7 separate regions of the Mus musculus genome follow, and all the other regions are linked to region 1. Evidence: chromatin loops called from intact Hi-C (ENCODE). Cell type or tissue: heart. All regions are shown on one strand. Region 1 holds the start of Slc30a1 (solute carrier family 30 (zinc transporter), member 1). Region 2 holds the start of Lpgat1 (lysophosphatidylglycerol acyltransferase 1). Region 3 overlaps Nek2 (NIMA (never in mitosis gene a)-related expressed kinase 2). Region 4 holds the start of Traf5 (TNF receptor-associated factor 5). Region 5 overlaps Nenf (neuron derived neurotrophic factor). Region 6 has its middle 22 kb from the start of Rd3. Region 7 holds the start of Dtl (denticleless E3 ubiquitin protein ligase).

Evidence for each region. Hi-C counts contacts between places; a loop is a spot of excess contacts. Peaks named below come from ENCODE experiments on the same cell type or tissue, not always from the same donor. Only the 100,000 strongest peaks of a DNase experiment are listed, where the experiment ranks them.
Region 2: it touches region 1 in a loop (2.1-fold over the local background); 3 of 42 quality-filtered maps call a loop at or near these places.
Region 3: it touches region 1 in a loop (7-fold over the local background); 29 of 42 quality-filtered maps call a loop at or near these places.
Region 4: it touches region 1 in a loop (8-fold over the local background); 6 of 42 quality-filtered maps call a loop at or near these places.
Region 5: a loop joins it to region 1, with 2.2 times the contacts of the local background. A loop is called at or near these places in 2 of 42 quality-filtered maps.
Region 6: a loop joins it to region 1, with 4 times the contacts of the local background. A loop is called at or near these places in 11 of 42 quality-filtered maps.
Region 7: a loop joins it to region 1, with 2.6 times the contacts of the local background. A loop is called at or near these places in 6 of 42 quality-filtered maps.

What each region holds. Positions count from the first base shown.
Region 1 is chr1:191,906,026-191,910,025 of GRCm38, reverse strand. It overlaps Slc30a1 (solute carrier family 30 (zinc transporter), member 1), which reads right to left and starts at 3,245. Exons shown (of 2, transcript NM_009579.3): 1 at 2,413-3,245; 2 at 1-1,175. The coding sequence starts at 3,019. The coding sequence ends at 271. 1700034H15Rik (RIKEN cDNA 1700034H15 gene) reads left to right here and starts at 2,499. Exons shown (of 5, transcript NR_030669.1): 1 at 2,499-2,966. In heart, a CTCF peak has its summit at 2,358 (motif pointing right); DNase peaks (open chromatin) are centred at 2,385 and 3,355; H3K4me3 peaks cover 3,356 bases; H3K27ac peaks cover 1,923 bases.
Region 2 is chr1:191,716,290-191,720,289 of GRCm38, reverse strand. It overlaps Lpgat1 (lysophosphatidylglycerol acyltransferase 1), which reads right to left and starts at 2,266. Exons shown (of 8, transcript NM_172266.3): 1 at 2,085-2,266; 2 at 672-936. The coding sequence starts at 909. In heart, a CTCF peak has its summit at 2,328; DNase peaks (open chromatin) are centred at 1,369, 1,899 and 2,309; H3K4me3 peaks cover 3,103 bases; H3K27ac peaks cover 2,705 bases.
Region 3 is chr1:191,832,595-191,836,594 of GRCm38, reverse strand. Nek2 (NIMA (never in mitosis gene a)-related expressed kinase 2) reads right to left here. Exons shown (of 8, transcript NM_010892.3): 8 at 3,546-4,000. Among named protein-coding and RNA genes, the nearest start is that of Nek2, 13 kb to the right of the region's middle. In heart, a CTCF peak has its summit at 1,602 (motif pointing left); a DNase peak (open chromatin) is centred at 1,544; H3K4me3 peaks cover 301 bases.
Region 4 is chr1:192,090,999-192,094,998 of GRCm38, reverse strand. It overlaps Traf5 (TNF receptor-associated factor 5), which reads left to right and starts at 2,400. Exons shown (of 14, transcript NM_011633.2): 1 at 2,400-2,743. In heart, CTCF peaks have their summits at 153, 354 (motif pointing right) and 1,886 (motif pointing right); DNase peaks (open chromatin) are centred at 1,898, 2,388, 3,648, 3,898 and 2 weaker places; H3K4me3 peaks cover 2,112 bases; H3K27ac peaks cover 1,291 bases; H3K27me3 peaks cover 424 bases.
Region 5 is chr1:191,310,192-191,314,191 of GRCm38, reverse strand. Nenf (neuron derived neurotrophic factor) reads left to right here. Exons shown (of 4, transcript NM_025424.3): 2 at 2,672-2,732. Among named protein-coding and RNA genes, the nearest start is that of Nenf, 5.9 kb to the left of the region's middle. In heart, a CTCF peak has its summit at 1,599 (motif pointing left); DNase peaks (open chromatin) are centred at 75, 814 and 1,351; H3K4me3 peaks cover 1,194 bases; H3K27ac peaks cover 1,224 bases.
Region 6 is chr1:191,953,014-191,957,013 of GRCm38, reverse strand. It overlaps a transcript of Rd3 not described here. Among named protein-coding and RNA genes, the nearest start is that of Rd3, 22 kb to the left of the region's middle. In heart, a CTCF peak has its summit at 1,853; DNase peaks (open chromatin) are centred at 553 and 1,663; H3K27ac peaks cover 1,990 bases.
Region 7 is chr1:191,573,869-191,577,868 of GRCm38, reverse strand. Dtl (denticleless E3 ubiquitin protein ligase) reads left to right here and starts at 2,325. Exons shown (of 15, transcript NM_029766.3): 1 at 2,325-2,520. The coding sequence starts at 2,469. It overlaps Ints7 (integrator complex subunit 7), which reads right to left and starts at 2,233. Exons shown (of 20, transcript NM_178632.6): 1 at 1,918-2,233. The coding sequence starts at 2,011. In heart, no CTCF peak of the experiment used is centred here; DNase peaks (open chromatin) are centred at 1,838, 2,218 and 2,858; H3K4me3 peaks cover 3,603 bases; H3K27ac peaks cover 2,498 bases.

The DNA of each region.
Region 1 (4,000 bases):
TTATACTTACTTTAAACAAAAATGTAACATAGTGTTAAAACTGGCTTTCAAACGTGTTCCAGCATAGCTGCACTATGCACTAAGAATCACAAGGCTGCAATGTAGCACTCTCTATTAGGCAGTTCCATTATGTTCTTACAAAAATAGAATTAAACTGTGCGACCAGACAAGGACTTCAATTACACTACTTGGCAAACTTAGTATTTCAATGGAGTCTATTTTCTCTTGCAGTTTAAAAGCAAAAGTCAAATATCACATCTTTTTCAAGACTCACAAAGATGATTCGGGCTGTTTGTTTGGCACGTTTTTAATCTCTATCACCACAGCAGGGAGACTGCCTTCAGCTTTAGTCCTCCTGGCCTTCTTCTCTAGATTCTCACTGAGTTCTAAACAAGAAATGCTAACTGTTGGCGCCTTCTCTGCATCCTTCCCAGAATGCACCTGTGGCCGTGTCCCGCAGCACTGCTTCAGGGCACACTGAGTTCTGCAGGCGAGCTCACACGGGAGCACACTTGACTTAGAGCCGACGCTAGCGAATTCAGGCTGGATGGTGGTAGCGTGGATTCCATGATTATGAAAGACATCTTTAATGGTCTTGGCCACCTGCATGTAGGAAGCGGGGTCCTCACATTTTATGTGGGCAGTGGCGATGATCCTGCTTCCCGCCAGCTGCCAGACATGTAGCTCATGGACTTCCTCAACGCCGTCAACGTCTCGAAGCTCTTTCACCAAGTGTTTGATATCGATTTGCTTAGGGACAGTTTGTAGAAGAATGAGAGCAGACTCCTTGAGCAATGGGTAAGTCGTGTACAGAAGTATACAAACCATTATAATACAAAGGGTTGGGTCTAGGTAGAGCACCCAGCATGGGCCAGCGTCACGCATCGGGGCCTGGGTGCTGTTAATTATCTCTACAGACGATTTGCAGGGATCAGGAAAACACGGGTTCGTACAAAAGTCGTCTTCAGTACAACCCTTCCAGTTAAAGTAAAAGACCAAGGCATTCACGACCACGATCACGGAGCCCAAGGCATCTCCAAGGACGTGCAGAAACACTCCTCGCATATTCAGCTGCCCAGCCCTGTTGTCTTCCGCTTCCAGATTGTCAGACTCCTGGATGAGATTCCCATTTACTTGTACATCCACTGGGTCATCACTTCTCAATTTTTCTGGCTCTACAACAAAACAATACAATTTTCACTAAGCACATTTAAAGTGTCCACAGAAACATCTTGTCTGGCAGTGAGTGAGTTTAAACTTGTTTCATAAAGCTGTGACAATGACAGTGTGCTGAGAGCAACCCACAGTGAGCTAGCCCTGGGTCCCGCCAGTACCCAACAGCGGAGAGTCCACTGTGTCACTGGGCTACTGCTCCTTGTTCCTTCCCACCTCTCACCTGCCCTCACTGCTGGGATGGGGTCGTGTAAACACTGCGTCACCTCTCTGAAACATACAAGAGAAACAAAACTCTAGGCAATCAGTAAGCATCACTGAAGGGATGTCCTCTGACAGGAACAAACCTGATGTGAGGGTCTCTGTCAGTGGCACTAGACAGACTGAGAAAAGCAGCTCTAACGTAAAATCATCGTCAAGAACATAAAACATAGCGTCTTTGTAGAAGGGTTCACAAACTGACAAATCAACAACCTGGGTCTATTGCTGGGGGTGCAGGCCTTGACCCCAGAGAGACATGCAGGAGGTAATCTGTGAGTTTGAGGCCGGCCTGTCCTACAGAGTGAGTTCCAGGACAGCCAGGGCTATCCTGAGAAACCCGTCTAGAGGAACCAAAAACAAACCAACAAAACAACCTGAAGCTATCAACAAAGTTGGAAGTCAACAATCACTAAGTAACCTGAAAGTTCCCGTCAGAGGGCACACCTGAGGAGCTTCTCTTTCTCCTTTCCCACGCACCACCTGAACTTCCAAACATGTTCCTATGCATTGGAGAAGGTAAGCTGCCTCCGTAAGTAACCTAACCAGATACAAGTGGCAAGAAAAACTGGAAGATACACACAATGTTAACATCGAGGGTGGTAGGTTCTTTCTCATTTCTTTTCAACACTTACCTTCCAAATTACCATCAAGCACACGTGCTCAAGATGAAAAACGCTCGTTAAAACCACGAGAGTAATACATCACCACTGGGTCGAGCACCATTATGCCAACCCGAGGAGGTGAGGGTGCAACGTGCCTTGGCAGGTCCCTAAACAGTGATTTTCCGGATTAGGTGGTCGGTTCAGGGAAACACACACTCCCGTTCACAAAGGCCGCCTTTAACCAGGGCCCACACACCCCCAGCACATCATTATCAAACTTGTTCAGTGGGCACGAAACCACCGCGCACCTGGGCGCGGGGCGTGGCACCCACCGCGGTCGCCAGGGGGCGCCTGTCCCGAACACTGTGGCGCTCACCTGCCTGGTCCGCCTTCAGCCCGTTGGAATTGCTGGTGTTGGCCACCAGCGTGTTGGTCTCCTCCTGGTCCGGCGCCCGGCCCGGCGGCGCGCCCGCCTCGACCCCCGCGCGGCCCGCCTTGCGCGCGCCCTTGGCGAGGTGGCCGTGGCCGTGGCCGTGCGAGTGGCCGTGGCCCGCGCCCTGGCCCTCGCCGCTGTGATGGTGGAACAGACAGAGCCCCAGCACGTTGACCAGCAGCCCCGCCACGCCGACGCTCAGCACCACGAGCGGCTGCTGCATCTCATGCGGCTCGATGAAGCGCTCGACGGCTTCCAGCAGGATGGCGAAGCACAGCCCCGTGAGGAAGATGGCGTTCACCAGTGCGCCCATCACCTCAGCGCGGATCCAGCCGAACGTGTTCTTCTGCGTGGCGTGAGTCCTCCGGGCGAAGCGCTCGGCCACCAGCGCCACTACGAGCGCCAGCACGTCCGACAGCATGTGGAAGGAGTCGGACAGCATGGCGAGCGACGCGGTCACCCGGCTCACCACCACCTCCAGCACCATGAACATGAAGGTCAGCAGCAGCATGCACAGCAGCCGGCCGCGGTTGCGGCCCCAGCAGCCCATGGCGGCGGCCTGAGGCTCGGCGCTGACGCGGGAACGGGAGCGGCGCTGTGGGGAAACCGCCGGCCGCGCAGCTACTCAAGCGCCGGCGCTCGGCTGGGCTGGCGAGGCGGAGGGCGCGGCGGGCCACTGCGTGCCGAGGGGCTGCCGAGCATCGGACCGAAGCGCTCGGGAGACGGCGTCCGCGGCGACTGCGCTCGGCCCGGAGGCGTCCGCCGTCTTCGCCCCCCCTCCTTTGCAGACGGTTTACAAAAAAACTTTGCTTTGCACTCGGAACCCCCGTTTTCACACGGACCCGAGCGTGACAAGGCCCCGGTGCCCCGCCCCCCAGGCCCGGCTCGCCTCCCCATTGGCCAGAGCTGCCTCACGACAGCCCCGGCGTCCCGCCCTTCCTCGGCCTCTATTGGCTAGCGCGGCGGAGGGGCGGGAGGGGGCGGGGCGCGGCCGCGGGAGCTGGGGGCGGGGCCTGTGCACTGGGGAGCCGGGCGTGGGCCGGGGGCCGCGGCCGGGTGCAGCGGCGGGCGGTACGGGGGAGGGTGGGCGCGGGCCGCGTGCAGCGGTGGGCAGGCGGCAGGGCGGTGGCGCCGAGCCCTGGGGCGCAGTGAGCAGTTGCCGCTTCCCGCGGTGCGGGTTCCGGGCCGCGGTTCCCCTTTGCCGGCCCGGCCGCCCCAGACTTTGATCCTGGGAGCTGGGTGCACGTGGGGGCGGCTGGGTGACAGGTCGGCGCCCAGGAGGGGCGGGGAGTGTGGGCTGTGCGGACGGCGGCGGGGGCGCGGCCGCGGCCGAGTGAGGAGCTGAGTTAGGAACTGGTTGCTAGCAGCACAACCTTAGCCTCAGGAACACTTTCCATCCAGGGGTCACCCGCACGGCCACCCCCCACCCCTCCCCAGGGCAACCGTGTGAAGTCAGCTTGTCGCTGACACTCTTAAAGTGTGGAGTGCTGACTTGGGGCGGGAGCCTGCTGCGTGACTTGGGCAAGTCACC
Region 2 (4,000 bases), 190 kb after region 1:
AAAACGCATGCCTCGTCTCATGTCGTGCTATTAAAGTCCACTTCAGCACAGCATTACCCCTTCTCCCCAAAACGAAGTTTAAAAGCAAAGAGAGAAATCCACTTAAAGACACTCAGGGAAATTAGCATATTTTAAAAATTTTAATAATAGATTTATGAGATAAAATATAAATTCTAGAAAACAAAAGAAACATAATAGACATGGGGAACACTTAGCTTAAAACATTACACAGTGCAGTATTACATTACATGAGAAAAACTTATTAAACTATCTGAGCAGAAATATATATGTCTCTGTGGCTCTTCTTATGTCCAATGCGTATGGGCTAAGTATCTTACTTACATCTTCACTACGGAAGCCCTCAAGTCCTATGTAGTGCATTCCTATTCCTCTGTGATAGCTTTTTAAGGACCAACTTTAATGAGTCAATGTCAACTGAATAAAAAATACACTACTTAAGGCATCTATCAATAATATTTAATTATAAAACTATACTTCTGAAAACATTAGGCTTCCTGGCTGAGGTTTTGATGAGAAATCCAACAAGACTATTTGTTCCTAATAGCCAAGGCATTCTCAACTCAAAGCACAACATAGATTCAATCATGGCTCCTGACTTATGCATAGCATTGCAAATTGGTTCCTGGGCATTAAAGTGCTCTCCCTCTTACCTGTGTATCCAGCATACCAGCCCCAGGAAGCCACCATTCCTAAAAGCCATTTGTACATGAGTCCTTCGATATACCAGAAGCGCTTACTGTCCAGCACTCGGAGTGGCTGCAGTATAATTACATAGCAGATGTAGGATGGAATAGCGACCAGGTTGTTGGCGACCATGAAGGCAAATCTCATCAGGGCTTTCGCTACAATCCAGCCCAGCCACGGAGCTTCTTCCACGGTCACGGCCATTCTTACATTGGCGTCGGTCCTGTCTTTCTGGGGATGAAAGGAAAAAATCATTTCAAAAGGAAAAATGGGTGCAGTCGGCGGCAGCAGCACAGAAATCTCCAGCACAAAAATACAAGAAAACGCGAGGGTCTACGCTCTCCAGATGCAGCGCTCGCTCGCTCGCTCGCTCGCCCGCCTGGCGATCTCGAGGGCAAATTCCAGAGGGGGACAGTGAGGAGGGAGGAGCCGCACAAGGTCAAGAGAGCCGTTCTGCGGGGCACGGGCCACGGCGGAACACAGTTAACCAACGCTAGACCGTCCCGCTAGCCGGTGGCGGCCCCGCACTGCGACCCTCGGTCTCCGCACGCTGCCCCGGACCTGGACCCGGACCAGGACCCGCCGGCCGGAGGTCCCGCCACGCCGGTCCTGAAACGCCCGGCCATGCCTTTACCGGGGCTCCCCCAAGGGCTCGTCCGCAAGAGCGGGGTGCTTGCTTTTCCTCGCCACTGAAGGGGAAAGGAAAGGAGAGGGGCCCAGGAAGGAGGAGGAGGAGAAGGAGGAAGATGAGAGGAAGCCGGCGGGGAGGGGGAGGGGAGCGGGACCAGAAGGTGAAGCCGAGGGGCGAGGGATGCGGAGCCCGTGGAGCCCGCGACGCCCGGCTGAGGAGGCTCGGGCAGCGGTTTCCTCAGGTGAGGAGCCGGACGGCCTCCGGGTCGCCGCGGCGGGCTCTCCTCCGCCGGGTCCCCTCAGCGGGCTCTCCACAGAGGGCTCCCCTCGGCCAGGTATCCTCCTCGGCGGGCTCACCTCAGTGGGCGCGAGCGGCGAGCGGCGACAGGGCCGAGGGCCGGCGGCGGCGGCGGCGGCGGGAGTCCCTGGCCCGGGGGTCGCGGTCATGGACGCGGCTGCGGCGGCCCAGGCGGCCCGAGGCGCGGCGCGAGCGGGCGCGCGGGCGCCCTAGTCCCCTCGCGGCTGCCTGCGGACAGAGGCGCGGTGGGGACTCAGAGGCCGGACCTGTCACCGGGGCGGGTCCCGGGGAGGCGGGCGATGCCCCGCGCCCCCGCCTCCGCCTCCTCCCCGGGCCTACCGCGCCCTCGGCCCTCGGGCCGCCGCCGCCTCCTCCACAGGCCACGCGACCAACGGCACCCTTCCCCGCCCCCAGCGCCTCCCGGGCCCGGCCCGCCGCGCCCCAGGTTTACCTTGGGCAGGCCGGGACCCAGCCCGGGCTGCGGGAGCCGGAAGAATGCATGGCCGGCGGAAGGAGGCGGCGGCGGCGGCAGCGGCGGCGCGGCCCTCCCGGCTCCAGGTCCCGGGCGGCGTGGAGACTCGCTCGCTCCCCAGGGCCCGGTGGCTGCGTGCGCCCCGGCCGGCGGGGCGGGTTGGCGGGAGGAAGCGGCGGCGCCCCTGAGCGCCCTCTAACGAAGGCGCGGCGCGGCCCGCCCCACGGACCCCCTAGTGCGCGGTCGAGGGCGCCCCGGGCCGCCCGGCCTAGGCCCCGGACGTCGCCGAGCTCCGAGTCGGGCGGGGCAGAACGCTGCTCGGAAAGGTCTAGGAAGAAGGCCAGCTCTGCCAGCGCGCGCGGACCTTTCGGGCCCTCCTGGACCCCTTTCAGCCAAAAGGGCCGCTGCGCTGCATTGTTGCGGCTCCTTTGGCCGCCCCAGGCTGGCACGCTTTCTCCTTTTCATTCCTAAAGAAACTCGCTTGGGCTCAGAGCTTTTCTTCTGAACCTCCCCAAGGCATTACGGTCTAGTGTTTTAAATCAATTGTTTTAAGTGCCAGAGTTCTTGTTTCTGGAAAGCACCTGAAACCTGAATGACAACATTTTCAATCCCGCTACACACACACACACACACACACACACACACACACACACACACACACACGGTGGGGGCAGATCAGTGAGAATCCAGTGGTCTGCACAGAAATAGAACTGAATTAATGAAGAAAAAACAATTAGCCACATGCTTGATACTGAATACAATGGCCTTAAGAACTCCTAGCCAGCCCTGATCACTACTAGGACATTAGCTGAATTTGGGTTCAAAGGCTGAACACCATAAGGAATACAGACAGCATACCTAAGACAAAACCAAACCACCAAAACCAAGGGTCCTTTCAGACCCAGTATCTCTTGTTGGGTGTGGTAGCTGATGCTCCTAATCTCAGCACTTGAGAAGCTGAGGCAGGAGGATTGATGTGAGCTTCAGGCTAGCTTAGGATAAAGAATGAGTTAGAGATCCTGTCTATGAATAGGTAAAGCTTTGTGACTAGAGCAGCAGTTTGTTTTCTCCTTCTTTTAAAACCAGGCCTTACTTTCTATGTAGTCCAGGCTGATCTGTAATTTATAACATAGCTCAGGCTGGCCTTCAACATGTAGAAAACATCCTGCCTCATTCTCCCCAAAGTTGGGGTCATAGGTTTGAGCCACAATGCCCAGCTAGGATGGCAGTTTTCACGTGTCTCTAGGGAACTGCCATATTTGAAGGAGTATCACTTATTGTGAAAATGTCAAAGCCCAGTGTGGTGGTTCTCATAGATAATCCCAGCACCAGAGAGGCTAAGGCAGGAGTGCCAGGAGTCCTGGGCCAGCCTAGGCTACTAGACCTTGTCAAAAAAAAAAAAAAAAAATCAAACCAAAAAAATGTTCATGCTTTGATAAAACTGTCCCTCTCTTTCCTCCAACTTTGATCCAGGAATGACAGGCAAGTTGCCTTTTGCCATGTGAAAATATTTTTTTAATTCCTATTCTACACAGAACCTGTATGATATTGATATAGATATATAAATAATTTCCATGTATGTTAGCCTTTATAGCTATTATTATCCTTTACCTGTTCACAAACATATTTTACTGTACAGGGCATGCTAGGGATGTAGCTCATGTGTATTTTCAAGGCCCATCCCAACCTGTGACAAAGCACACCTAAAAAGAATTAAAGGCAATTGGCCTTGTCAAGGAACTGTCCATAGAGGCTCAACTGATGAGTAGCAAAAGAAAAGTCAGATACACCCATTCATTGGCCATTCTTCCTTTCATTTTAGGCACCAAGAACTTCAAATAAACCTAAGGAGAGAAGTGTAATAAGATGACCATTCAAGTTGTGTCATTATATTC
Region 3 (4,000 bases), 73 kb after region 1:
CATTTGCAGGCCATCAGCCAGCATGAACCTCCCTGGGGTGAGACTGATTTCAACATCTTTCTGAGAAATCCACCCATCAATGCGGGTCCTCATTTTCCAAGTCACTGAGCACTCCTGGTACACCTCGCATTCTCTTCATTCCTTTCAAAGCCCAATCCAGTTGGGAGCCTTGCCTTTGGTCTCACAACAAGACCTGTCTGTAAGTGGGACAGACTTCAGGGAAGGGCCCTGAGCAGCCTGGGTGTCTCAGGCATCTGGCCCGGGCCTCCATATGGCAGACAACATCGAGGAAAGCTGGAGGAAGAAAAATCATTCTAGACCCATCCTCCCGGGGTCTTGCTTTAAAACCAGCAGCTAAATCTACTCTACCCTACCTAAACCTGCCCAGTCACCTCTTTCAGCGCCAGGTCTAAGGGCCACCTGACTCTATCACACCACTCTGGCCCATCTTGCTAAACTGCCCAGTTGTCTTGGGTTGGGGTTTTTTTTTTTTTTTTTTTTAAACTCTTCTGCTTTTTATTTTATTATTTATTTTTGGTTTTTCGAGACAGGGTTTCTCTGTGCAGCCCTGGCTGTCCTGGAACTCACTCTGTAGACCAGGCTGGCCTAGAACTCAGAAATCCGCCTGCCTCTGCCTCCCGAGTGCTGGGATTAAAGGCGTGCGCCACCACGCCCGGCGGTTTGGGGGTTTATTGTTACCGATTTTTAAAGGTTTATTTTGTTTTTTGTTTTTCTGAGGTAGGGTCTCGTGTAGCCCAGGCTGGCTTCACACTGTGTAGCCCAGGCTGGCCTCACACTGGCTACGGAGCTGCGGATAACCTTATATCCTAATTATCTTGCCTCAGCCGCTACAGCACTGGAACCACAAGCAACGGGCAATGCTCAGGGTGGGCGTTCACCTTAACCCACGCTAAGCTCTGGGAGAAGTCACACTGTGGTAGCCTGCTACCAACCAGGCTGAATGTGATCAGAAAGGCAGGGGTTGTGGAGCGTTGGAATGTTGCAGGTCCAGAGCAAAATGATCTTGGGCCATTTTAACCCAGTAGACAGCCACATGTTGCCCACTTCTGTGTGGTACCTATTGGTGTGAACATCTAGCTCTATTTTCTTCTAGCCCCAACTCTGAGACTCTCAGAGGGCATCTGAGGGCTATAACAGGGGCTCCCTGCCATGGTCCATGCACCTGACTTTGTTACTATAAAAACTCCATGAAATTGTCAGCTCGCTGGAACATGGTATTTGGGGTAACCTGAATCTGTGTGCCTGGGCCACAGTCACTCATTTTTGGCTCCAGAATAAACATCTCTTGACCCTTTGAATTGAAAGCTTCAACACCCACTGTGGGAAAGAGGTCGCTGCTATGCTGGGAGGCAGAGGAGCAGGCAGGGCGCTTCCTTCCTGGGAGCCTGATCCTTCACCAAGCCAAGGTGACTTGGGAGTCCGTCACCAGCTGTGCCACTCACCTGCGACCTGTGTGCCTCGGTTTTTCTGACACCTCTTCGCAGGGGTGTTAAGACAGAAAGTAACTGAGCTGGTGGTGCTCAGCGGGGCCATGGCCTCCCGGCTGCTGGACTCGCGGCGCCTTGGCGCCACCGTGAGGTCACTTTCTACCATTGCTAAGGCGCTGGTGAACCTGCTGAAAGCCTAATGAGAAGAATCGCCTCTCAGAGCAGCCCCTTCCTTCAAAGAGCTTCCTCTCTGGTCCAGCATATGGTCCCGATGGACTGGAACTGGCTTGCGTCGACGCCTCAGTGGCAGGACGCAAAAGTCGGCTGTGTGCCTCCACGCTTTCAAGGATCTTCTTCTCCCTGCCCTGCAAGCCCCCTTCCTCCTGCCCTACCCCACAGGGTCCCCCTACCTGCTGTTCTTCCTAACCTGAACCCCAATGTCCCCTTTTCCAAAAAGGGTTCACACACAACTATTTCCTAGATCTTTTAACCAGCTTTATTTTGCTCCCCATTGCCTGACCCCACAGATCTAATGCCGGAGACTTCGGGCTCTCCAGGGTAATGGGTTAATGTCAGGTTTTAACATGGTAGGCCCTCAATGACTGTCCATTGACAGTAAATGAATTAAGGTTAGTCTGAGATAGATATAGCCACGTCTAGCTGGCTCCAGACTTCAAAATGAAGTTTTATGGGTGACTGAGACTGCAGACTGCTGTCGTGGAAGGTATTACACCTTCGGTTATAGTTTCTAACTTCTTATAAGGACACTCAGCAGGGGCCTGGGAACAGGTGTTAGGCATCTCAGAACAGGGCTAGTCACAATCCATGTGACAGCAGACCTAAGAAAGCAGGGTGGTAGGCTAGACCTGAGTCCTGACATTGCACTGCACAGGGCTGGGGAAGGGAGAGTAAGTCACAGGTCCTCCTCCAGCTGTCCACGCACACGCGCACACGCACGCACGCACGCACGCACGCACACGTGCACACATTGTTGAAGGCTGAGTGCAGTCTCTCCTGCCTTGCTTGAGGCACTCTCCAGGAATGAACCAGAGTGAGTGAGCTGTGCAGTCCAACCACACAGGATCAAGCCCAAAGCATTTCCACTTAAAACTGACATTGCCCAGAATGAAGACAAATGATAAAACTCATGCTAACAGTTCCCCAATGTTTCTAAGGACATTTAACAGCAAGTAACACGAATCAGGGAGGCTGTAGAGAAAACACTTCCCTCCTCTTCTTGAACCAGAGTCCTGGCCCTTTAATTAACCCCAGCACACGAAGCAGAGGCAGGCAGATCTCTAACTTTGAGGCCAGCCTGGTCTATACAGACTGAGAACCGGGACAGCCAGGGCTACATAGGGAAGCCCTGTCTTGGAAAAACAAAGCAGAACAAGGAATGTTTCTCAACATTGCCCAGTGCTCCTCGATCGTCTCTGCAGTGCTAGCCTCCATGATCAGAGTACGTTCCACTACAGCCTACAGTGGAATGAATACATAACTGTAGAAAAATGGAACACAAATGACATCCGGAATAAAAACAAATTGCATCATGGGCTAAGGACATGACTCAGCCAGAAAGGTACTTGTTATGCAAGCATGGGGGGGGGGGCTGAATTCAGGGCCCAGAACCATATAAAAAATTAGGTGCTGGGGCTGGAGAGATGGCTCAGTGGTTAAGAGCACCTACTGCTCTTCCGAAGGTCCTGAGTTCAAATCCCAGCAACCACATGGTGGCTAACAACCATCCGTGATGAGATCTGACGCCCTCTTCTGGTGTGTCTGAAGACAGTGTACTTAGATATAATAATAAATAAATCTTTAAAAAAAAAAAGTTAGGTAATATAAAATGTGCTTGTAACCTCAGCATTAGGGAGGCAGAGGCAGAGGGAAGTACCCTGGGACTTAGGAGACAGCAAGCTTGGCAAAACTGTTGTATCCTGTGCCAGGGAGAATCCTTATCAAAACTCAAGGTGGACGGTTCCTGAACAATGACATCTGAGGTTGCCCTCTAGGTGCTATGCTACCTGCACCTGCACACACACACGTGAATTTGTACACATGTGCGCACACACACAGAGAATACAAACATCACAGTGATAAATTTCCACAAAATAGATTTATATTATATTGGAAAATTTATAAATAAGATGACTTGTTAATTATAAACAATTGCATCCAATTAAGTTTTTTCTAAAATTCCAGAACATTTAAGACCTCATACTTAGGATTTTTATATACACAGATTTTACTTTGTATTGCTGTCAGTATCACTATAGACCAAAGGAGAAGGGAAAGGCAGGAAAACCACTGCACTGAGTTCCCAGTCTTTAACAGGACTCCCTGCTGGCAGATTGTCAGGCCCTTCCTTCACAGAGAAGAGGCTCACCATATTTTAACATTCCAAGCTGCTACTGAAAAAGTCAGAGTTGCAAAAGATCCCAGGCATTGCAGCTGCAAGAGACCCCAGATGCTATAACCGTAAGTAAGTAATCCCTCCGACAGCTTCTACAGCTGCAAGTGCCAACAGCAGAGTTTACATAAAGCATTGGGAA
Region 4 (4,000 bases), 180 kb before region 1:
CAATCCCGTGGCCTGATAGTGTGTTTGGAGCTGGGGGATCAGCATCTGTCTACGCTGTGAGGTGCTGCACATCATCCCACCGACCCCACTATCCACCTCAGCCCTCTCTCTCAGCCTCTCCCTCTTCTCGGCTCTAGCTCTGCCTCTCCTCATAGCGCACAGTGCTCTGCTCTTCCGTCTTTCCCCATCACCACAGCACATTTGTTCATCTTAATGGCGTCTGCAGGCCCTGGGACAGCCTTTGCCCTGTCCAGCTTCTGCCTACCTGCCCTGGAATTATGCTTTTTGTCCTCAACTAACACATGACTTCATCAGTCTTGTTGTATAAACTGAGGGAAATAATGCATTCGACCAACAGGTGGCAGCCTTCCCTCTTCATCAGACTGCCCAGTCACACCAACCAGTTAAACCACTGGTGGTAGGTAGAGTGTCCTGAAGAATCATATATTTGCCCTTTCCTTCTGAAGAAAGAGTTTGTGTATCATGCCATCCTTCTCTTTATAAGTGACTCTAGTTTAAGGACTAGTAAATCAGTTTACTATTAAATAGTATATGGAAATAATGAATACTTTCAAAATATTGAAATAATGCTCAAATCTGGCCCTGTCTTCATGCCTGATTTGACACCTGCAGAGACATCTTCTCTTGTCTCAAAACAAAGCAAAACAAAACATAAACTTTCTTGAAGGTACATGAGAAAAATAAAACATGATTACGTAGAAAATTGGATGTGACGGTGTACGCCTGTAATCACAGTGTTCAGGAGATGGGGGAAGAAGGCTAGTAGTTTGAATGAGCCTCAGCTGCATAGCAAATGTGAACCAGCCTAGGCTACAAGAGACTGACTCTGGGATCAACACCACAAGCTGGGAACATATCCTTCACTTCTGACTACTCTGATATTAACACTAAGAGCACTGGCTACTCTTCCAGAGGACTTGAGTTCAACTCCCAACATTTATGTGAAGCTTAATAACTGTCTGTGACTCCAGGTCTCTCTTCTGGTCTCCACAAACACCAGGAATACACGTGGTACACAGACATGCAAGCAAGCAAAATAAAAAATAATTAAAAAAATTTAAATGTACGAGACCACACTTCTCCAATCCCACCAAAAAAGTCCTATCTATTCTCATTTAGACTTCTGTCTGTGAGTCCGGTGGCCACCATTTGGAACACAATAAGAACTTATCCTATCCCAGTTTTGGACTTCATCATACCAAGACCTTGGGTCTCATATTTAGAACAGATTGCTTCTTTCAGAACCATAGCTACATTAGTCATTTCAGACATGGTCTTTCCAGTCTATATTGCCTGTTTCCTATGGTGTCTAAATCCATAGGGTCCTGTCACCTTGCAGTCATGTGAAAGAAGGTGGAAAGTAAGGTAAATAGATGTATTGTTGGGAGGGTTAGGGAAGGAGAGGACTTAGGCTCAGTCTCTTTCAGTTCTCACAAGAGTAATCTGGTCCAGAGGGCCAAAGCATGCCCACGGGAGGGTTTAATCTCGATAACCAAAGAGTTGCACCTGGGTGTTGGGATCCTGTTGACTATTCCACCAGATCCCACATCCGCTCCCAGCTGTTGCCCAGCTCCAATGCATACCTGTGTCCACTGCAAGGGCCCTAGTACTCTCTTCTCTCCGTGATGAACATTTGATGCTCAAGACAGCTAAGTATTTCCCGCGTTTGTCTGACTTGGAAGAGGTTAGATTTGAGATGCTAGTTCACTTCGTTCATACAGGCTGCAATTACTGTGGACCTGTAGAGCGAATACACTGTAACAACTCTGTGCTAGGATTTGGGAGGCAAGAATTCAAGCTCTAGCCTTGGGTAGGTCCACTCAGTTCTCTCTAGACCGCAGATAGAACGCTCATAGTTCAGGCACCCTCCACCAGGTGGCTCTGAAGACCAGGAGAACTAACTGGGACGCTTTTGACAACAGAACATCAGAGAGACTGTCAACGTTACGCTAACAGCAGAACGAGGACTGGCAGATTTGTACTGGACTGCAGCAAGTTCAGGGAAGAAGTGATTTGAGCCAGATCTCTGATCTTGAGCAAACGTGTCTACTCAAAGAATAAATAGGTTTGGGGGGTCGGAGGGAGGCTGATTGAAGAGCAAAATATATACAATTCAAAGGCGCACAAGATACTAATGTTTCTAGAAAGAGAAGCCTAGGCTTCTAGGGTCTGGGTGATTCCCAGCATCTAGAGGGATACTTCGCCCAGCTCAGGTGAGTTTCTGGCCGCTGTCAGAAGCCTCACGCCCCGCCGCTTGGGCGCCATGACCACGCCCCCATCCTCGGCCCTGCCTCTCGGGAGACATAACCACGCCTCCACCTTCAGCCCTGCCTCTTGGGCACCCTGACCACACCCCCATCGTCAGCCCCGCCCCTCCCGGAGCCCGCCGCTGGAGCTGGCCTAACCCGCTGCTGAGGCGAAGCAGCCTAGTGCCCGCCGCCGTAGGGCGCCAGCGGAGCTCCGCGAGCCCCGCAAGTGGCGAAGTCCGGGTGAGCTAACCGTCCCGGCTCCTCAGAAACCGAAAGCAACTCAGGGTGGTGAGCCGGAGGCGTGTGTGGTAGCGGGCGAACTGAGGCGACGCGGGACACCCGCGCCCGGCCGAGGGCACTTTTGCAAGACTTGTGAGCACAGCCCGTTAACGTGAGCTTAATGCCAGGGTCTCGAGCCTGCGCCGGTGCTATAGCGCGTGCTCGATTGGAAACAGAACCCGACTCTGCAGAAGGTGAGTTCCAGATTTCAGCAGACCCGGGCGCCTAGAGGTGAGCACCCACCGCAGGTTGGACGGAGACAGTCCTCACACCACTGCTTGACCCCCTTGCCACCCAACTGTGAGGTGTTACAGTTCTGAGGACAGTTCTGAGGACTTTTGTTGCGGATCCCTCTGGGCCATTCTGGTTGGCTTCTTTCTTCCTCAGCCTCTCCACTCTGTCTGCTGACTTTCCATATTTGGCTATTTTACTTTCGTGAGAACTCTGTTTATCTCGCTGCGGCAGGCGCGGGGCTCGTCGGAGTCCAGTTGTGGGCTAAGGTCTGTAAAATGAGGAGAGACTCCCTTCTCCCCAATCCTCTCCATGGCCTGTGAAAAAAGGCATCCAGCTTGTTGCAATAAACATCGGGCATAGGTGCTGTGTGAAAACTAGATTAGGGCCAAAGAGGACGGTTCCCTTTTCCAGGAATATACACATTTTTTAAAAGTCTTAGGGAATACTTAAAATGCAAAGAAATTGGTTAAAGCATTTCTGAGAATAGAACTTCCTGGGTGTGTGAGAGATAATTTTAGACAGCAAACGTCTGGGTTAACGAGTCCTCCCCAATCCAGAGATCCTAACATAACTGAGAGTCTGGATAAAAACCTGACACCTTGGACAACTGATTTAAACAGAAAAGGCAGAAATTACAGATGGAAAGATGGATGGGAGATGAAGGTGGGAAAGGTAGTGAGTTCAGGAAATGGGTTGTCTCCAGACTCTGGACTGTAGTCTCCCTGGTCTCTTGTAGGGCTAGCTGTGGAAAGGGGCCACAACAGAGAAGGGTGACGTTCTCAGGGTCCCTGGCTAAGGCCGGTGGTGTGGGACAAGGATGGCCGACGTCAGTGGAGAACCCACTGGATGTGGGTGGATGACATAGGGGCCCAGCCACTGGGAGTAAGAGCTTTCCTTTTTGGGGTATCTCAGGGTGACTTGCAAAGTTGGGGAGCCAAAGCCTCTGAGTCAGTCCTGTTAGACTAGGGGGAGAAACAGCCTTATGTAGTTACAATCCCCACTTTCCTGAGGGGGGCCTTGAAGAAAAAAGAGCCACTAAACGTGAAGCTGCCCCTTATGGTCCATTTGCTCCTCACTCAATGTCATGTGCTCTCATTTTGTCCCCCACGACACCCTTGTGAGTCAGGGTAGCTTTGCACATCCCCCAGATGTCGAGGGGAAGCACCTAGTGTCAACTCAGTCCTGAGCTCTGCTGCTGGGCCAGGCGGGGGACTCTG
Region 5 (4,000 bases), 600 kb after region 1:
CAGTCACAGGACATCACCTCTGCCCCCGCCCAGTTAGCATCATGGTTTCTGTGATGCAATACTTGGCCATGCTAAAGCTTATAATGGTATCCCGGGTTGGATTCTTGCTGTGCTGTGTGTTTGGCCCAAGTTACTAAGCACCACGGGGACCATATTTTCAACTGTATGGTGTTGACATCAGAGAGAGGGGGATACTATTACAGCAGTTTGCAGATGGCGGGGCTGTCTGACTAGGCAGGCTGTACCTGGAAGGAGGCTGGAATTCTTCAGGAGAAGGGCTTTCCTTCTTTCCTCCTCTTCCTCCTCCTCCTCTTCCTCCTCCTCCTCCTCTTCCTCCTCTTCCTCCTCTTCCTCTTTCTCCTTTCCTCCTCTTCCTCCTCCTCTTCCTCTTCCTCCTCCTCCTCCTCTTCCTCCTCCTCCTTTCCTCCTCTTCCTCCTCCTCCTCTTTCTTCTTCCTTCTTCTTCTTCTTCTTCTTCTTCTTCTTCTTCTTCTTCTTCTTCTTCTTCTTCTTCTTCTTCTTCTTCTTCCTCTCTCTCTCTCTCTCTCTCTCTCTCTCTCTCTCTCTCTCTCCTTTCTTCACAGGAGTGGTGTTCAGACAGGGTCTCCCTATGTAGTTCTGGCTGTCCTGGACTCACTATGTACACCAGGGTGCTTGAAGAATTCACAGAGATCTTAAAGCAAGCACCACCATGCCCTACTAGGTGGAGTTTCTTTTTCCTGGGGGAACCTCTTGGCCTTTCAATGGATTGGGGGCGGGCCATTGAAAGACTGTGACATAGTCCTTCAGGTAGAGTCACCTGACTGCAGATCTCAGCCTTGTCTGTCACACCTGGCTGAGTACTTCACTCCTGGATGGATATGTAAAACTCCCCCTCCCACGGCTACAGGGAGTACCTCGTCTACACAGGCATCTTGTGAAGACGAGATGGAGACACACAAAGTGCTTGGCACAGCGACCCTGAACCAGCCTCTGCGCCTGCTGACCTTATTATAAAAAGTTGAGAGTGTGCTGAGGAAAAGCTCACATTCAGGCACTTCCATTTTCTTTCACGTTCTATTATTTTCTCCCATCCCTTTTAGTCTGTTGATAAATCCCTGTTCCATGACCCTGAAATAGGTCGTGGGTGCTACCGGCAGTAAGAAGACCATGCCCTCAGAGCAGTTTTCTCTGAAAACAAACCAAAACCAAAACAACAACAACAACCCTAAAACCAAACCAAAACACCCACGCAGCTTTCCTCTTTTCCGAAGAGGTGCACAGAGGGCAGGTCTGGCTCCGCTCTGGGCCCAGAGACTGGTGAGGGACAGGAGCTCTGACCAATGTCTAAGTCCTCCTGCCGGCTGTGCCCACGCTCCACCTACTTCCTCTCTGCCCAGTTCTTCCGTGGCCCTGCATTAGAGCCGCTGGAGCACTTGTGGTCGTCCTCTGCTTAGCCAGAGGTAGGCAGGCCACGGCGTGTCCCAGGTGAAGGACAGTGAAGGTCCCTTCCTGTCGTACGAGCCCTGAGGTTGAGGAAGTTTGCCCCCCCCACCCCACTCATTCGCCCCTACAGTCCCAGAAGTTCTCTCTGGGCTAAGAGTGCCCTCTAGTGGTCAAGGGCGAGAAGGCGACCGGAGCCTTGTGTTCCAAAGCTCCAAGTTTGGTCCTGCCTTCTCTGATTCAGTCTATGCCCAATTCAACCTCCTTGGGCCCAAATAGCCTTACTCTGCAGGGTGTGGTGAGGCAAGCTTGGAATCCAAACCCTCAAGAGACATTCAGGAGAACTGAGTTCAAAGCCAGCCTAGGTTACAGAGCAAGACGGTGTCTCAACGCGCACACATTCACACTTGCACGCACGCAGGCACAGACCTGTGCACATAGGCACAACAAATAGCCTCACCCACAAGGGGAGTATTTCATCATCTAGGGTCCTTCCAGCTTAACTTCAAAGTCCCTGTGTACAATTTTGGAATTACATTTTTGTTGTTTCCTTTCTTGAGACAAGGTCTCATGGTTTGACCCTGTGTCATAGGCTTTCTGTTGCTGTGATACAATGCAGTAACCGTGACCAAAAGCAACTTGGGAAGCATACAGTTTATTTCCTCTTACACTTCTAGGTGACACAAGTCTTTTTTGATTATCTGATTCTTCACTACTCCCCCCCCACCCCCGAGAAAGGGTTTCTCTGTGTAGCCCTGGCTGTCCTCTGTAGACCAGACTGGCCTTGAACTCAGAAATCTGCCTGCCTCTTCCTCTCAAGTGCTGGGATTAAAGGCGTGCGCCACCACTGCCTGGTAACTTTACAACTTTTAGAACTTAGATCAGGCTCTTCTGTCTTGTGTTCTTCTCTCTGAGGTGCCAGCTGCCAAAACGATGTTCAATCCCTTTGTAGCTACTGACCAAAGTCTGAACTGGAAAAGGCATTCCAATGTCCCTTCCCAGGTGGTGGTGGTGGTGGGGGAGGCCATGTCTTCCCCTCTTTCTGGAGAGCAGACAGGAGTATATGTTCCATTAATACCCTTTGAAAGGGTGGCAAAGGGCATGTGAGGACACCACAAAGGTCCAGGTTCACAAGAAGAAAGGTCACCACAGTCCATGGGGTTGTGGTGTAAGCTGCCCTCTGCACCAGTGACTTCCTCAGTGCCTCAGGCCTCTCCCCTGCTCCTCACACCTCCCCCCCTGCTTTCCAGGAGGATCAGCCCATCTACTTGGCAGTGAAGGGAGTGGTGTTCGATGTCACCTCTGGGAAGGGTAAGTGGCTCATCACTTCTGGGGAACTCGGGCAGAGCAGGTGCTTGGAGGGATGAGGCAGGGGTTCTGTCAGGCAAGGCCTTTCCTTCCCTCTGCAAGGCCGGTTGGAGCTGAGCCTTGTCAGGGTTTCACCAAAACAGGTCCATGGACTTAGTGCTCCATTGATGCCTCATTTCTACTTGAAGGGCAGTGTGTTCAAACCCCATGAGCACTCTGTTAGAAGCCAGAAGAGTGTCCCTTGGCTAAGAGTTGCTGTTGTAGAAGTGGCAGAACCTTTCAGTACCATGCAGTAGCTTCCCTGACTGTATCTACTCTACTACCAGGAGGTGGGTTTTCACTACTCCTCTAAGTCCACATGGTAGAAGACTTGAGTTCCTGAGATGTTTAAGACCGGAGGCTCTTCTTGTCTATGCTTGTGTATACATACACACACACACACACACACACACACACACACACACACACACACACAGAGACCACACAAAAGCACACACCTTATATACAGGTAGACAGACAGACACACACAGACAAACACACCACATAGGCACACTTTCAAACAAACTATACACACACACACAAACACAGAGACAAACTCATCACACAGACATACACACATTCTAAAGACAGACACACAGGCACACATATAAACACACTCTTTCTCTCCATATATATATATGTATATATATATATGTATATATACACACATATACATATATATACATATATATAATATATATACACACAGAGAGAGACACACTACAGACATACACCCTACAGACAGACAGACAGATAAATAGACAAACACACACACACACACACACACACACACACACACACAGTATTTAACCCAGGGCTTTATGTACCAATGAGCCACATCCCTAGCCTCTCTCCCCCTTTAAGAATACTTATTTTGAGGCAGGCATAGGCTGGTCTTGAATTTGCAGTTCTACACCAGCTTCCTTTCTAGCTCTGACTACAGGCCTGCATCATTAAGCATAACTTACATTTTAATTTTTTTAAAAAAAGGTTTGTTTATTTATTTACTTTATATCTATGAATACACTGTAGCTGTCTTCAGACACACCAGAAGAGGGAATCGGATCCCATTACAGATGGTTGTGAGCCACCATGTGGTTGCTGAGAATTGAATTCAGGACCTTTGGAAAAGCAGTCAGTGCTCTTAACCACTGAGCCATCTCTCCAGCCCCCTACATTTTAGTTTTTAAAGAGACTTCATTGAGTGTTTTCTGCAGTCTCTCAGCTGACAG
Region 6 (4,000 bases), 47 kb before region 1:
CCAGCCCTGCCATGGCCCGAACCCCAGCTCACAGCTTCCTCTGCTGCTCACCAAGCTGCTTGGACATCAGCGCTTCCTTTCCAGGAAGAGGCAGAGCCATGACAGAGAAAGAACAAACACAGAAGTGAGCACTAAAGAAGGGTGCCGGTGTGGACCTCCACAGATGAAGACTGACCCGCTCACCCACCCACACCCAACCCAGCACCCTGGCAATGGCCACTCTACCAATCTGAAGCCATCTGGGCTCAGGTACCTCAGGTCAGGACTGCATAGGATCCTTGAACCAGGAGGTGGCGGGTCCCTTGGTCTTCCTTAGTCATAAGCCCAGACAGCCCCTGTGAATGGAAGAGGGAGGGACACGGTGTCCTAGAAATCCCAAGGTGGATATAAAGGTGGGCTAGGGGTGGGTTGAGGAAAGGGTACGCTGGTAGAGGAGGGCAGGACTCCCTTACCAGAATGGAAAGGCCCTGAAGTCAGCTCCTGCTACCACAGGAAGCAGAGACTGAGGAGGCCTCTCATTGGTTTCCTTCCTTCCTGGCCCTGCCTTTGAGGAGAGCCTCTCACCCCAGAACACACAGCCTCCACCCTCTCCTCACAGCCTCTCCACCACAGGGGTGTCCTACTCTGCTCAGACCTAGGGACACTGCCAGGCCAGTTGCCCCCACCCAAGGCGAGGGAGGAGGAGCCCCAGGTCACTGCTCCCCAGCCTGGGGACCTCATGGAAATGAGCTGGGTTCTGGACAGCAAAGGAAAGCCTGCACATGCAGGGCCACATAACCTGCAAATAAGCATCTCCTCTGTCTTATACTATCCACAGCCCTCTCTCCAAGACTTTGGGGTTCTCTCAGCCCCATGTCCCATGTGAGAAGATGGCAGGTCTTACAGATTTCAGGGTTCCCTACCCCTGTCCCTCTGGCCTCCCTCACCCTCCCAGTGTCCAGATTTCTCAGCAATCAAGGCTGAGGCTATAGCCTCAGTGGCTACATTTCCAACAGAACCTGTTCCTATCCTTCCAGGCCTCACAGGAGTACGGAGGTGGGCTGGGAGAGCCTTGACACCTTGGCAGGGGTCCGCAGATGCTCCAGACTGAGCAGCAAGGGTCCATGCCTCTCTGGCAGGTCACCTGACTAAACCCAGCAAGACCACATGCACTGTTAGTTTTTGCCTTGAGGGAGAAAGCTCCTGGTGCAGGGTGAGATTCAAGAGAAACAGCATGAGGATGTCTAAACCCTGAACCCAGATAAGCAGCTGGTTTAGAACACAGCACCAGGGGAGCCAAATGCCAATGGGCAAGTATCAGGACCTGCACTGCGGGGTTCACAAACAGGCTCTTTTCCGGGGACTGCCTCTGTCCTCCATTCCTGCGTCCTGTTGGGTTGTCCAGTGTAGAGGGTTGGTAGTAACACTCTGGCTCCTGTCCTGACAGGCCTGGGGTGACACATCTATCATCAGTTGTCCAGGACAGCAGCAGCAGCTCACCCTGGTTAGCCCCGTGTCTCTGATTTCTCAGTGGTCTTCTCTCCTAGCCCCAAATCAGGGCTTCCCCAAGTTTGGCCCAGGCTCAAACAACCTGACCACAGCTCCCAGGGTAGAGAGGAAGCCGAGCAATCCTCAACCCTAACAATGCCTGCAACAGGAAATTCTTCAGCAGCTTTCAAAGGCACAGTCACCAGGGGAAGGAAGTCTCACGGGGTGAGGCCCAAAGTAGGCCTAGGCCTTCCAGAGGATGGAAGAAATGAGAACAGGCCTGGAGCCTGGGGAGAGGGCCACCCACTGCCTACGGCCTTGCTATGGAGTCCAGAGGGCAAAGTGAGCTGTCCTAGGCTGCTATGAACCCATTTCCTGAGGACAGCTGAACCAGTAACCTTTTCCACACTAGTCTTGCTGTTTCCAGTCCAGCCTCAAGGGGTTGGGGATAATGTCCTCTGAGTGGCCAGCCATCCCACACCAAGCAAGGCTTCAGCCCCAGCTCCAAGGTGAAACTCTCTCTTCCTTTCATACTTTAATGACAGCAAGGAGGCACCTCCATTTGGGTATACCTATAGTCCTCTGAGCTGCGACTTTTCCTAAGTCTTCTCGGAGAGACAGTATTGCGTTTGATGGTGACTGGGATAGTCAGGCCCACACCCACTCTCCGTATAACGGAAACACAGAATCGCAGGGAAAATGGGGTAAAGGCCCATATGTGCCTTTCAAGCAAGGGGAATGGTAGTAGCAACACAGACTTCTGTGTTCATCCTCTGCCTTTTGTTAATGTCATTTAGGGGGTTAGCTGTGGGATCTAGGGCACCCCTGGGGGTGGGGATGGGGTGTCTACTGAGTCACCATTTAACAGACAAGGAAATGGTTGTTAAGAAAGCTCAAGGCTCAGTTAGGAAGGGGCAAAGCTGGGATGAAACCCAGGGTTGGCTACCTCAAAGCAAGCACCTTGAGCAAGCCCTGTTCATTACTTTGTCTCTCCCCATCCTTCCCATCCCCCCCCCAAGTGTCCCCTCAGTCATGGAAACAGAGGTGAGTCCATAGGGTCAAGACTGCCTGGCTGTTTTCTCATCCTTCACTCATGCCCTGTAGTGGGTCTGGCAGTGGCATCAGTACAGTATCTATGGCAGGTCCCTCTAGAAGTTGGGAAGTGGGCTCCTCCTGATGCCCTCTCCTCCATGACCACCATTATCTCCCGAGAACTTTGAAGATTTTGAGTCCTTTGGCCTTTTTGGCCCTCCAGGAGACCTGGTGAACTCACTGTTGCCAGCCTTTCTCTGAGCTATATTTAGGGTTTTATTGCTGTGAACAGACACCATGACCAAGGCAAGTCTTACGAAAGACAACATTTCATTGGGGCCGGCTTACAGGTTCAGAGGTTCAGTCCAGTATTATCATGGTGGGACCATGGCAGCATCCAGGCAGGCATGGTGCAGGAGGAGCTGAGAATTCTACATCTTCATCTGAAGACTGCTAGAAGACTAGCTTCCAGGCAGCCAGGATGAGGGTCTTAAAGCACAGTGACACACCTACTCCAACAAGGCCACATCTTCTAATAGTGCCACTACCAGGGCCAAGCATATACAAGCCATCACAGCTTTGTTTGATCATTTCAAATTAGCTCCGAATCCTCACAGTTGGAGGGATGAAGGGAGAACCAGAGAGGACAGAGAAAAACCAGATTCTACTGGGGACACTCGCTGCCAGTCAGACATTCATTCCAGAATAAAGAACCCCACTTTTTTCTGTGGGCACACTGGAGATGTCTTTGTGACATGAGTGTAGGCCACTGGGACATCATCAGCTCTAAGCTCCTGGACTATGCATGAACATCCTTAGAGCAGCCCTGCCCAGCATTCTGGCCACTTACTCTTCCACCCCTGATCCAGAACATCTGACACCTGAGGCAAGGAGAGCCCCACTAGGCCCATCTCAGATGTCCAATATGGTTGATTTGGTGGGTAACAGTCAGAAAGATCAGAAGACAGAAGGTATCTATTCCTGTTCTTTAAAATCTCCCAGAGGGTCATCCCCTGCACAGGTATACTTCTAGAAGTTTCCCTTCTAACAGACAGCTCAAATACCTTTCAGGAGAATGAACAAATGAGTTGATTCTGTGTGTTTTGTGTCACCATGAGAAAGGGTGATCTACAGTCCGCGGCAAGGAACGGAGGCCTCGTGGATATTTCTCTGCTGAGAAAGAGACCATACAAAAGAGTCCTTTTGTTTACCAGGGCCCACCCTTCTAAAGGCTAAGAGCGGGCAGACAGCAACGCAGCAGCTGCCTCTTGCCCTGTGGAGGAGGCATATTTTCTGAGAACTCACAGAAGTCTGTAGGATGCTGAAGTGAATCACGTGTTTGTATGTGTGGCATGGTGTACTTCACATATGTAACGCTCCATCTGGCTCCACACTGGGATTTGCAAACTTTAGTATGTGTTAGCTCTGCCCACCCACAGAAAAGAAGGCAGAGATATGAGGTCACTTTATGGAGTTTGGGTTTTGCTTCAGATTCATTTTA
Region 7 (4,000 bases), 330 kb after region 1:
CCTTCCCCACTCCCACCCATCCTCTCAAAGCCAGGTGTGCACAGAGCCATCAGGTTGAGTGATGTCACTAAACCTTTCTCTCTGCAGGAAGGGGATCTTGCCTGTTTTCATCTGGACAACTTCCAATCACTGGAGGGGCAAATACTTGGTCTGATGATAATAATCTACATTAGGAAAAGCTACACTTATTAGAGTAATATGTGGGACTCAGCCTTTAGCAATGTGTCACACTACTGTTCCCGGCTGATACAATGTGTCTTGTTGAGCTTAGGGCTTATCTGTAAAACACTCAACAGCCCCCACTTATTTCTTACACATATGTGTTTTAATTTCAACTCTTCTTATTAAAAAGGTTGTACTATTACTTTCATTACAACTGTAACCTTTTCTTTCAAAGAGCTTCACTTTTAATTATGTGTATGTAGGGGGAGGGAGAGATGGGTGTATAACAGACCCTCTAGAGTTACAGGCAGTTGTGAGGTTTGGGGTGTGAGTGCTGAGAACTGAACTCTGGTCCCACAAAACAGCAGTGTGGCCTCTTAAAGGCTAAGTCATCCCTACAGCCGCAGCATCTTTTTTTTTTTTTTAATGTAAACCTTATTTCATTGTTATTGTATGTATGTGTGCACATGTGTGTGACTGTCAGGCTTGCACAGGAAGTGTTTCACACAGTAAACCATCACACTGGCTCACAACACTTAGAAGGTAACTCTGGATGTCCTTCCTTTCCTTGCTCCATATCCTTACCCTGCTCTACAACACTATCTACTCTTAGCCTGGGACAAGATTAGCTACGCTAGAGCCATACACATTTCGGTGGGAAGGGAGTTGGCACTGAATAAAACAGTGTAATGGGCCACATCAGGTCTAGGACTTGGGAGGCTGAGGATCAAAAGTTGAGAGTTATCCTTGGCTTTAGGGAGTACAGGCCAACCTGGATGTCACAGACTTTAGTAAAACGTAAAAAACTCTTACCTGTAACTGGTTTCAAACTTGGACAAGGAACTAAGGTGCATATTTAACATGCCAAAGTCTAATTGACCTCCAGGTTCTCTCAGCATCCCCCAGTCCCTACTTGGCACACCCTGCCCCCCAGACTTGAACTTACAGATCCTTGGTTTCCAGTCCCGTTCTCTACAGGTTACACACTGGCTACAGTTAACCAAGAATTGCCTATAGTGTAAAAACCTTGGCAGGAAACTGAAGCAAAGGTCTCACATTTACACAGGACTTCTTTATGGATAGCTATCTGTCAAAGTCCCTCTTCAGCCTTTAATAAAGGCATCTTTTCGCATACCACTGCCATTTAACATTTACAACAGCTGACATACTGTGCCCACTTTGCTGACATATCGAGGCTAGATGATAATGCCGCATTCCATAATCACTTTAGTAGAACTGGAATTTAACTCCTAACCCTAAAATTTTTTCTCTTAGCTACCTGTATAAGGGGAACTAACTCGTGGAACTTGTGTGCAGAGAATGAGCGCGTTCAGCCAAGCTTTTCGGATGTTCTCATCCACATGGAACCTGCTTTAGAACGCGCAATTGACAGTCTCGCAAGACAAATCGCTGTAAAACGCTCAGAAAATCATTTGGCTCTCTTAATGAAGGCTTCACCTGCACTGAACGTTTTAAAAAATAATCTCAAAATTCAGCACTTTATCTTATTTGCTGCCTGGGAAACCAGAGACTGTGCCCCCAAGTGGTCAAAGGCATCCTCGCAAGCACGAGCCTCTGCTCCAACTGTGCAAGGCTACTCCAGCAACCCTGCATGCGCCTAAGCGCTGGCTCCAAGACTAGCAGCCGTGCTTCCCGCCCCATACATCGGCGCATGCGCCTTTCTAGCCTCTGTAGCTGCCGCCACTAGGTGGCGCCACTCCCCCCAGACGCTTCGCCCGCGTCCCTCCTCCGTACCTTTGTCCAGTTCCATAAGAGCGGAATTAGCGTCCAGCTCCTGTTCGCCATAGCCGGCATCGGCCAGGAACGACTTGGTTGAGTTTGACGCCATGACCCGGACAGTTACCCGACTCGCCCAGTCACAAAGATTGCAAACTCTACCCCAGCACCGCCATCTTCTCCCGCCGCGGTCTCGCGGATTTTTCCCTCCGCGCGCTGTCAGGCAGTGTACGCATGCGCCTCGGTCGCCCCGCGGTTCGCCAGTTCCTCTCTGGGCCCCCCCGCGCAGGCGCTCAGGGAGCCTGTGAACCTTGGGTTCCCGCGGCTGAGCGAGAGGGAGGCGGAGCTTAGGATGGGGGCGAGCCTTCGAGGCGCCAGGACGCTGCGACGAGAGCCAATCAGAAAGCGTGACGTCAGTTTGGCGCGGAGTTTGGCGGCCGGGGCTCTTAGTGGCGGGAGTTGGAGGCGAAACCGCGCCGCGTTGTGGAGGGTGCAGACGGCGGCTCCTGTGGAACTTGGGGGCGATCTTCTCGGCGTTCCCCTCAGCTGAGCCTTCTCCTCAGGCCCAGATGCTCTTCAACTCGGTACTCCGCCAGCCGCAGCTCGGCGTCCTGAGGAACGGTGAGTAACGGCCCCAACGGCCGCTGGCCGTGGCGGGAACCACCTCCCCCCAGGCGCTCCACCTTGGATCGCTGCCGACTGTGGGCCTCCAGGTCTCCCGCGGCCGGAGCGAATCCGGGCGAGCGAGGACCGCCGAAGAACATCGTGCTTGGGTTCCTTCCGGACGCTTTTCACCGTAATCGAGCTTTTTAGTTCGGAACGGAGGCCGAAGTTAGGACGCTCAGTGGCGTCCCGGGCCCCTGGCTGCTTACGTCAATATCGCGCGTTAACTAGAGAGTGCACGCTTGTGAGAGTCGGGGGTGGGAGACGCTTTGGCACCAGCGATGTGCCTGCCGTCTCTGCAGAACCTTAGCGATCCCTGCAAGTTCGTTGTGCACCAGCGCGCATGGCCCGCAGTTAAGGAACTCAATCTTAAGGCGCCAAAGTCCCCTCCCCCATCTCTGCAGGCTCTGAAAAGTCCTAAAATACAGACTAAAAGATGCCCATAGCCACACCCACGAGGTGACCACGGGTAATGGATGGAAGGGTATTGTTCCAAATGTGTCTTGATGCCGAGGTACTTCCAGAAATGGGATTAAACTCGTTTTTCTCTTCACGGTGGAATTCAGCCATGTTCTCCTGTTAGCATATAGAAAGCCAGCTCATCTCCTACAGTACTCTTAAAAACATTGGCAATCTGAGATGCGATTAGGCTGATGTGTTGTTAAACTAAGACCTTGAAGAGTGGTCCTAAGAATGTTGAGAAGAGGAAAAGCTCCTTGAGGTCCTGCCCGGATCTAAAACTTTGTAGTCGTATTCCCTCTGTGGATACTCTTGTAGTTACATTCTGCCTCTTTCTCTGCTCGAACTTTACAAAAGTTACTTCGCCCTGTGTTAGGAATGGCCGCCCTGCACAATGGTTGTGAGCGGTCTTCGGAGCGTCTGAGTTTCAACTCCACCTCTTTTCCTATGTGCTACATTTTCTGTCTACCCACTTTTCAGTCTGTCGTTCCGGCTTACAGATAGCCAGACAGACGTTCAGTGATAGGCACTGGCATTCATTGATTGTTACCTCCTGAAGTCTGCATCTCTTTTCCCCTCCGGTGTTGCTGGGCCTTAAATGATTATAGCCGTAAGTAAGGATTCTACTGCTGCTACACTCTTCCATTCCCTATGTTTTGGGTTAATTTCTGTAAAAGCTGTATGTATTGAACTTAATCTAGACAGTTAGGCATACAAGCATCTTATATTCTAATGCCCCAAACTGAGTTGGCTTCTTCCCAATTTTTGGGAGTGACATTATTTTAAACTGGTGTCCCCAGCTAAAACTTAGACTCCATATTCCTCATTATGACATTTTCAAAAGAAAAAAAAGAAATCCCTTAAGTCTGCTTGAATCTCTTTTTCCATCCCCACAGATTCAGCCTCTTTACCTCAAACTGAGTCTTCCATTTTCTCTATTCCATCCCCACCATTGGGCCTGATACTTTACTCCCTGATC